Linked DNA regions of Homo sapiens: region 1 is linked to region 2. A link is a contact called in ENCODE Hi-C or POLR2A ChIA-PET data. All regions are on one chromosome and are shown on one strand. Each heading gives the region's core, a stretch centred on a gene start or an enhancer-like site at or near the end of the contact. The rest is flanking DNA. Distances are from core to core; before and after follow the strand shown.

Region 1 (4,453 bases), core at 1,015-3,514, 1.1 Mb after region 2:
TGGGTGCAGCGCACCAGCATGGCACATGTATACATATGTAACTAACCTGCACAATGTGCACATGTACCCTAAAACTTAGAGTATAATAAAAAAAAAATAAATAAAAAATAATAAAAAATAAAAAAAAAAAGGCGTGAGCCACCGTGCAAAAAAAAAAATAAAAATAAAAAAAATAAAAAAAATAGTTGTTGGGTCCTGGAATAGATCAATCTATAAACAATGCAGAGGACTGTTCCTGCTTTTGTGCTTGCACGTTCTGTACTAAGATCATCTGTATTCTTATTTCTCTCTCCCATTATTAGACTGTGAGCTCCTTTAGGACAGGGACAAACCATATTCAGTTCATTTTGGTTTTTCTAACTCCTAATACAATATTGCTACAATGATCCATGGGTTAATTAAGTCCATTTTGCTCATTCAGCTTATGAATTATCTAGTCCAGCTGCTAATTTAACTGATTTGAAAATTGAAACCAAAGGAGGTTGAGTGACCTTCTTTAAAGCCCCAGCAACTGAGTATCTACATTGGATCTCAAACCTAGGTCTCTTGACTCTTAATCCTGCTGTCTTTGTTCTTACTGTAACTCAGCTGTTCAAATTAGTTTAAAAATAAGCAATAATGTGAACATTAGTAGAACCAAGACAGTGGAGATATGTATCTACTTATAGAGTCATTCTTTTACAGGCGCGATGACTCATTTATGTGGAAAATGTGCCCAGGAGCTATGTCTAAATCTGTGTTCTAGTCATCTCTATAGAGCAGAAGTTTGTGCATTATCTTAGGAAGCCAGGCTTAATGAATCTCCCTAGAAAGCTTTGGAGATTCTGCGAGGAGTCCTCCATGGAGGTCAGAGATATAGAAAGCTCCGTATTGCTATTCCATATGCCTGTTCACCCTTCCTATTAGGAGGCTGGAAATATAATTAGAAGACAAGCACCACAGATGCTGCAGTTTACAATATCCAGAAGAAACTGCCGAAATGGGTAAGACATGAAAGGATAATTTTGCTTATACAAAATAGCAGACTGCAAACTAAAACCAAGAAAAACAAACAGGCAGATGGGAAGAGTGGAGAAGGCACTGGCACAGCTGTGAGCAGGATTTAGACACCCAGATGCAACATAATTTGGGGGGAGGGGTGGGAGAGGAAGAGCATCTGAAAGAAAATTAGAATCACAAAAGATGCTGAAGAATAATGAGTTTCTCATCTCTCCACCTGCAGGTTAAACTTTTTCACCACTCCCTAATACCGTGGTTGCTGAAAGTCATTTCCTGGGGGATGGAAGAACAGGACTCTAGGACGGAAAAGATAAATAGACGTCATTCTTAGCAAAAAAGGCAGCAGCAGTAAAATCAACAGCTATGGTTGTGATGGAAGAAGAAAGACATAACCATTACCCAGAAGAGGGTGGATAGTAGTGTTTAGTTTTATTATTAGCAGCACTATTTACATAACAGCACATGTGCATGCCTGCCTGTCCATATAGAGCTATGGGCTTGGGGTGGGGCAAGAGAGAGTCATTGCTTGTAGAATTTCTACTAGGCAGTAGCCACTATGATGGAAACTACACATATCATCTTCATTAATTCCCCGCTTTCCCACAACAGCAACAAATTAAAAAAAAATCAATGATGTATTGTTTTTCCTGTTTGGGGGGATTAGGAAACTAAAGGACCAAGGGGTAGGAGCCAGGATTTAAATTTAGATCTTTATGATGCCCTAGAGGGTATTCCTCAACCACTTAAGTACAAACACAAAGCAAAGTCATCAGAAAAAACATTTCTGTTATGTAAAATCAAACGTAACACCAAAAGGGAGCAGCAATATGTTCTTTAGCAAATTGTGACTCAAAAAAGAAGAAGCTTCTGTCAGCCAAGGGAGATTCAGCAACTGGGTGCTTAGCTCTGCCATGCCACAGAGCACCTCTTCGCTTCTCTAAAAGTACTTAAAAAAAAACAACTGGCTGTTTATGCATTTTTATTCTCACTATGTTGTGAGCCCCTGCAGGACAGAAATTGGACATTACTCATCCATATATGCCCAGAACCCAGTAAAAAGCCTAGCCCTGCGTAGAGCTACTACGTGGCTGGACTCTAGGAGTCCCCACTTAAATACTGGTGTTAATGTGAGTGATGGAGGCAGGGCTGTGCTCCATAGGAGGCCCACAGAGAGCAGGTGTTCCCTAAATGATGACAGAGGGATGGGCTTGTTTCAGCCAGCCAGCTTCTAAGAAGTTTCCAGTGAGATCGAACTGCTCCTTCCCCTACATTTTCAGGGCATTCTATTTAGTATGCACCTTTCCCCCTTCCTCCACCCCACCACATTCTCATCACAGTTCTGTGTGTCAGAATGATGTTTATCCCTAAGGCTATTTATGGGCATGACTGGATTTTATCTTAGCTTCCTTGAAGTGGCCCAGTCAAGTGAAATGAGTCTGCATTTTAAACAAAATAATGTGCTTCTTTCTAAAACAAGATTTTTTAATCTATAAAATATAGCTCATAAAACCCTTTTCACACATAATCTATGCTAAGTAATATCTTTTTCTTTATTGTCTATTTCATTCCTCCCTCCTGGTGGGCACACCATGAGAGAGTTCCTTGAACGGGTGTGTCAACTGTTTCCCAGTGGCAATAGGGCCGTTCTGCCTGTTACTGCAAAAAATGAGGTAGAGTTCCCATATCTTGGAGGATATATCTCTTCATGGGAAGAGAAAAATCCTAGCTCTGCATTCCAGCTCATGGGCTGTGTGCACCAGCTATTTTGGGGAAGGGGAAAGCCAGTCTCACAACACTTTCCCCAGAGAAAAGATGCCAATCTCAACATTAACCATTAGGAAACATCATTAAAGCAGATGAGAAATGGGCTGCGGACATTTTTATGAGCCCAAAATACTCTACTTGGAGGTTTTATGGAGACCACAGGAAGCCAGAGAGACAATGACATCCATACCCTTTTTTTAGAGTCTGCTGAGCTGAGGAACAATCTCTGTGCTCCATAGAGTGTGTTTTTGCAAGTGTAAATTACCATTGGGGGCCATGTCAAAGTAAGCCTTTTTCAGAGACTTGTGCACCTGTTGGAGATAGAATGCTCTAGGCCAAGTAGTTGTGGGCTTACTGTCCATATCCATCCAGAGTTGCAAAGAAAATACTTCCTTTTGATTCCAGGACAGTCTTGGAATTAGTCTTTAGAGAAGGCTATTCTGCTTAAATCTGCATGGTTGCAACATTGCACCAGTAATCTCTATATATTGGTTTTCTTATTTTTTCATATGACAAAATGAAGCTCAGAAAAGTTGAGAAACTTGCACACACACACAACTAGTAAGTAAAGGAATCAGAATTTGACTCTGCATGTTCTTCCTTATGGCACCACCTCCTTATCCAAGCCCAAAATGTAGATTTAAGGCAGGGACAGGAAAGAGGGTGTGCATACAGAAGTGGCCCCAAATGAGGTCTCTTGGGTCTTTATTTAGGGCAAGCTCAGCAGAGATATTTTTTTCTCTGTACATCAGGAATTGTGTTTTTAAGGCATTAAACCACACAGTGAAAATAGGAGAGAGGTGAGCAAAGTCCTGGCAGGTTGCTCTCTGCCTTCAGTAATGCAGTTGTGTGTTTTCCCGGGAGCCCTAGAAGAGGGATGGGGAAGATGGTCCAGAATAGTCCTGAATTGTAGAGCTTTCCTATTTATACTGACATCTCGTGGTAGTGCTGTGTGACTGCAATCTGCATTGTCTTGGGAGCCAAGCATTCAACTTTACCAATATTCATTTTACTCATTCGTGAATTAATTGAACCAGAAGTTGTTACTAAGCACTTGGTATTTGCCAGGCACTGTGCTAGACACTAGAGAATACTATGACATGCTCACAGAAAGATCCTGGGAAAGACCAAATTGGAAACTCTTAAAGGAGCTCAATGCTTATCAAAGCGTTAAGAACAACAACTAGTGAATGTAGGTGGCAGAGTTGGCCAGGTACTTAGTAATGGTGGTACTATGTCCTCTGCATTTATCATCCCATTGAATCTTCATAATGATCCTCACTGGTGAGTATTCTCATTCAGATTTCAGATGGAAGGAAACTAAAACTATAAGAGGTTATTTAAAACACCCTAGTTTAAAAACCTCCTAAGCAGTGAAGTTAGGATTTGAACTCTGATTTTTGAGATCTCACAGCCAGAACTATACTTCTCTGTGAACAAACAGCAAGAAGAGATTAATTCCAATGGTCAAGTGTCATTTGAAAAGGGCTTAAGTTTATTTGCACGAGATTTAGCCCATGACAATCATGGGTATCAGACTTCCCAGATGTCTACTAGTTAAATGAAACTAGGTCTGTTCAATTTAATTTAATTTAGCAACCAAAACCCTACTGCTAACATCTTTGTGCATATGTTTCAGTTGGTCTTCTTCTATAAACTCGTAAATACATGAATATATAAACAAAAAAGG
Region 2 (4,122 bases), core at 1,234-3,733:
CTTTTTGAATGGCCTTTACCTTTGATTGAACAAGCCGGTCACCTCGATGCATGATCAGACTGGAGGCGTCCTTCTGTGGATTACCTGTCCCTCCGTCAGCATCAACTTTGATGACTTGAGCCTTGGGCTTTCTATCCAGAAAGAAAGTTGTGGGTCTTGTTTGTGTTTTTTTTTTTTTTTTATGAGGCATGAATGGTGCAATGAATCTGAAAGGGATTTTTACTTTATTTTTCTCTTTTCCTCTTCATTTAGATCAGATACTCTTGGCCACATTTTGCCCACCCTTGGGAAGGATTGGACCCATCAGGGCATCGCTAAGCTGTACCATAAAGTGAGCCAGTGAGTACAGAGTTCCTGTTTCCCGCCTCCTGTGAACGCTGGTGTGTGCACCGCACTCTGCATATGGAATCTTTCCTGTCCCAGCACGGGGTGACTTGCAGAGAGGGCTGCACCTCAACCAGGGAGGGGCAGTGGGGGTCAGGGGTAGCAGTGGAGTCCAGAGTGAAAGTGAATCCCAGCAACTCCAAATTTGAATTCAATACCAAGAAACAAGGGGCGAAGTATAGGGGAATTGATTACTAGGAGAACACAGATGGTGGCAGCATTAGGGGTGAGACTGAGGTTTAGTTCATCCCGAGGGATGGCAGAGGTAGCCAGTTGAAGAAATAGGAGCTTATATGTTATATATGCCAAGTGATTTTCTGTAGACTAAAAAGTTGCAGATTCCAGGCAAGTTTTGGCGGCGTTGCAGACCCTGCGAGCCAACCAGCAGGGCACATCATGTCTACCTGGTCTGTGGAGTGCTCCAGCAAGTGGCCCAAAACAGAACAGTGCCCACCGTGGGACCCTCAGCCCCAGACATCAGATGGGAGAGGGGTTCTCCGACTGCTCTCCTGTGCTGGGTACATGGGTTACTTCACTTATATCTTACAGAGATTCTGAAAAGCACATAATATCATTTCTGTATTTAGATGAGTGAAATTAACTAGGAGAACTAAAGTGATTTATCCAAATTCTCATTGCTCTCGTCTGCCTCCAGGGTTCAGAGCCCTGCAGGGATTCTCCATGCCCCGCCCCTTCCGAAACACCCCCATTCTAGCTTGCCAGGCCCAAGCCTCTCTCCCGCTCAGTCATGCCTCCTCCAGCCTTTTGTGGCCTAGAGTCTCCCATGCGAGTGAAATCTCCCCCTCCACAGCATTCTGTTCTCCAGCCAGTTAGAGCTGGAAGGTGCCTCTGCCTGAATCAGGACAGTGCGGTCTCTCCGTGGGTGAGGTGGGTGAGCAAGTTACATTCACACTTAGTGAGTGTCAAGATAGTGTCAAGACGGAAGTGTCAGGCCCATGGTTCCCAACCTTGTTTGCTCATCTCTAGCCCACAGTGGTGATGGTAGGGAATGGGCCACCATCCAGAGCTGTTTCTAGAACTCTGTGAACACAGATGAATGAACTGTATTTCCCTGCCCTGCATCCGTTCATCCATCCAGCATTCCTTGAGTGCCTGTTAGTGCCTCATCCTAGGGCAGGTGCCTGGGATTGCTATGAACTAGGTAAGTCTCTGACCTGGGACTTTATGATCCAGTAGAAAAATGGCGGCTTGGAGAGAGAACCTTAATCCTGGTGGGATTAAAAGCTTCAGATTTTGTTGGGCACATGTCGATAGTCCCAGCTATTTGGGAGGCTGAGGCGGGAGGATTGCTTGAACCCAGGAGTTCGAATCCAGCCTGGGCAACATAGTGAGATTCCCCCCCATCTCTCTAAAAAAATAAGTATGTACATTAAAAAAGCTTCAGATGTCATCTTAGATGCCCAAGCTCATTGGTTTGACTTTACTTTTCTAGATTTCATCTTTAAAAAATTATTAATACAAAAGTTATGCATACTTCTTAAGACATAAAAATACTAATAAAAGAGGCTGAGATTATGGAAACAGTAAAGCGCAGAGGTTGTATCACCCTCCTGCCTGCCCTTGCTGCAAGCTATTCCCTTCCTTAAAAGTAGAACTACTATGAACAGTTTGGTTCTATCTTGCTGAATTTCAAAAACTTATTTACATCCCCACACACATACACTCACATTATTTAATTATTCATCATATCTTTTTTGTTTCATTTTATGTAATATTTACCTTACTCTTTTTGCTACTGGGCAGAATCCTGTCGTCTAGATACACCATACTTTCTTTAACTCGCCCTCTATTGATGAACGTGTAGGTAGTTGCCACTTTTTCCCCTATTGCCAACAGTGATGCAGTAAGCGTTCATAGACAATGCTTATGATATATAATGCATGTATAAATAAATAAAGAAGGCACACACACTTAGGGAAGTCCCGCTGTAAAGTAGATTCCCAGGAGTAGAATTGCTGGGTCAAAGGATGAGCACATTTAAAGCTTTGATCAATATTGCCGAATTGCCCTCTCAAAAGGTTATCCCAGTCTGTGCTGCTGTAGGTGGCGTATGTGCAGCGTCGCCTCCCCACAGCCTCACCACGGGCTGACCTTTCATTTAGAAGGATTAATCTACTCATGAGGTGCCTTGACTTGTGTGACACTGAAAATTGCATCTATTTTTAGTTGAAGGAAAGAAACCCTCATGGGTCAGGATGTTGAGTAGTGCACAGCTGATTCATTTGGTTTTTGGAACATAAATCTATTTCTGTCCTTACTGTAACATTAAACAAGCCCTGTTGCTTTTTAATTTTTTTTTTTTTTTTGGTCTTGATTTGTCTCTTGGTTTTCTCAGAAGAGAGATCTTCTTGAAAAATAAAGCTGTGTGGCTTACTGAAGAACCCCTGACCATTCTTTTCTTTGATTGGTTGGTTTAGAATGAGTGAAACCTGTTTGTCTGGACCCGCAGATACTGCCCGGAGCATGATGTGACGTGGAGACCCAAACCTTTGCCTGCTCATTGAGTTGGATATGTGTGTTGTCCGCGCACCCAGTCAGGCCTGTGTGATTTGCAGGATGGCCAGGGCTTCTGAAAACCCATCTTCAGGGCAGCTTTCTACAACCTTCAGGGCTCCCTGCTCAGCACTGTAGGAGGAGGTGCCAGCTCCTTGATGTGGCATTTGAAACCTGGCACTTTCAGGTCCCAGTCTTCTGCCAAGCCCTTATTTTCAGCTGCTGTTTCTCAGCCCTTCCTGCTCTAATCCAGCGACTCTGTTCCTCCTCTGCACTCCATTCCCTTCTTCCTGCCTTTGCTCATGTGGCGGCCTCAGCTTGACATGGCTTCCCCTCTGATTTTCGCTTCTCCATATTTTTATAGCCTTTAATGCCTGGCTCAAATGCCACAGTCCTCAGGCCACAATCTGTGACCCTAGTCAGCTCTGGTCTCTTCCCCGTCCCCGGACTTGCTGGACTCTATGTGGATATCGGAGGGCTTGGGCCTGGCTTGTTGGCCTCGGTCCCCATCATGGAGGACAGTCTGGACACGATGGCAGCCTCCAGAGCCAACCACTGATGAAAGTAATTCCCATCCTAGCAGGCTCTCTCAAGCCTCCTCACACGAGGGCCTTAGCAGCCACCACTGGGAGACCTGTCAGGCTAAGAATTGACCAAGGCTTGTGACCCACTGTTCTAGTGACTCCCATCATACTTTTGAATCTGTATTGTGATTTCTAGAGAAACAGAGAAATGATTCTCATGCTAGGGTACCAGGGAAAAGATGCCGTTTACATGAGGGTTTGTGGACTTTTTCCTGATTTTGCTTCCCTTAAATTTGGGTACGACTTACATTTTATGCACTGTAGTATTTGTCTAATGAAAAAGCCAATCTTCAGCTGGGCACAGTGACTAACACGAATAGTCCGAGCACTTTGGGAGTCCGAGGCAGGTGGATCACTTGAGGTCAGGAGTTTGAGACCAGCCTGGCCAACATGCTGAAACCCCATCTCTACTAAAAATACAAAAATTAGCCAGGGATGGTGGTGGGTGCCTGTAATCCCAGCTGCTCGGGAGGCTGAGGCAGAATTGCTTGAACCCTAGAGGCAGAGGTTGCAGTGAGCCGAGATCGCACCATTGCACTCCAGCCTGGGTGACAGAGTGAGACACCATCTCAAAAAAAAAAAAAAAAGAGAGAGCGAGAGAGAGAGAAAAAGCCAATCTTGCAGTTAGCCACTTGCCTGA

The links. A loop is a pair of places that touch in the nucleus more often than their neighbours do. ChIA-PET counts read pairs that join two places held with the same protein, here RNA polymerase II (POLR2A).
Region 1: a loop to region 2 is called in a map with no recorded cell type, with 5 times the contacts of the local background. The contact joins two enhancer-like sites. A Hi-C loop is called at or near these places in 1 of 37 single-sample maps with no recorded cell type. POLR2A ChIA-PET finds 5 or more read pairs at or near these places in 1 of 52 experiments (activated CD4-positive, alpha-beta T cell).

What each region holds. Positions count from the first base shown.
Region 1 is chr2:12,927,712-12,932,164 of GRCh38, forward strand. No RefSeq gene overlaps it. Among named protein-coding and RNA genes, the nearest start is that of MIR3125, 190 kb to the left of the region's middle. Within about 2 kb of position 2,265, at least 3 of the 41 ENCODE cell types and tissues checked have a DNase peak (open chromatin) inside an H3K27ac peak, as active enhancers do.
Region 2 is chr2:11,804,818-11,808,939 of GRCh38, forward strand. It overlaps LPIN1 (lipin 1), which reads left to right. Exons shown (of 21, transcript NM_001349206.2): 17 at 253-339. Among named protein-coding and RNA genes, the nearest start is that of MIR4262, 30 kb to the right of the region's middle. Within about 2 kb of position 2,484, at least 2 of the 41 ENCODE cell types and tissues checked have a DNase peak (open chromatin) inside an H3K27ac peak, as active enhancers do.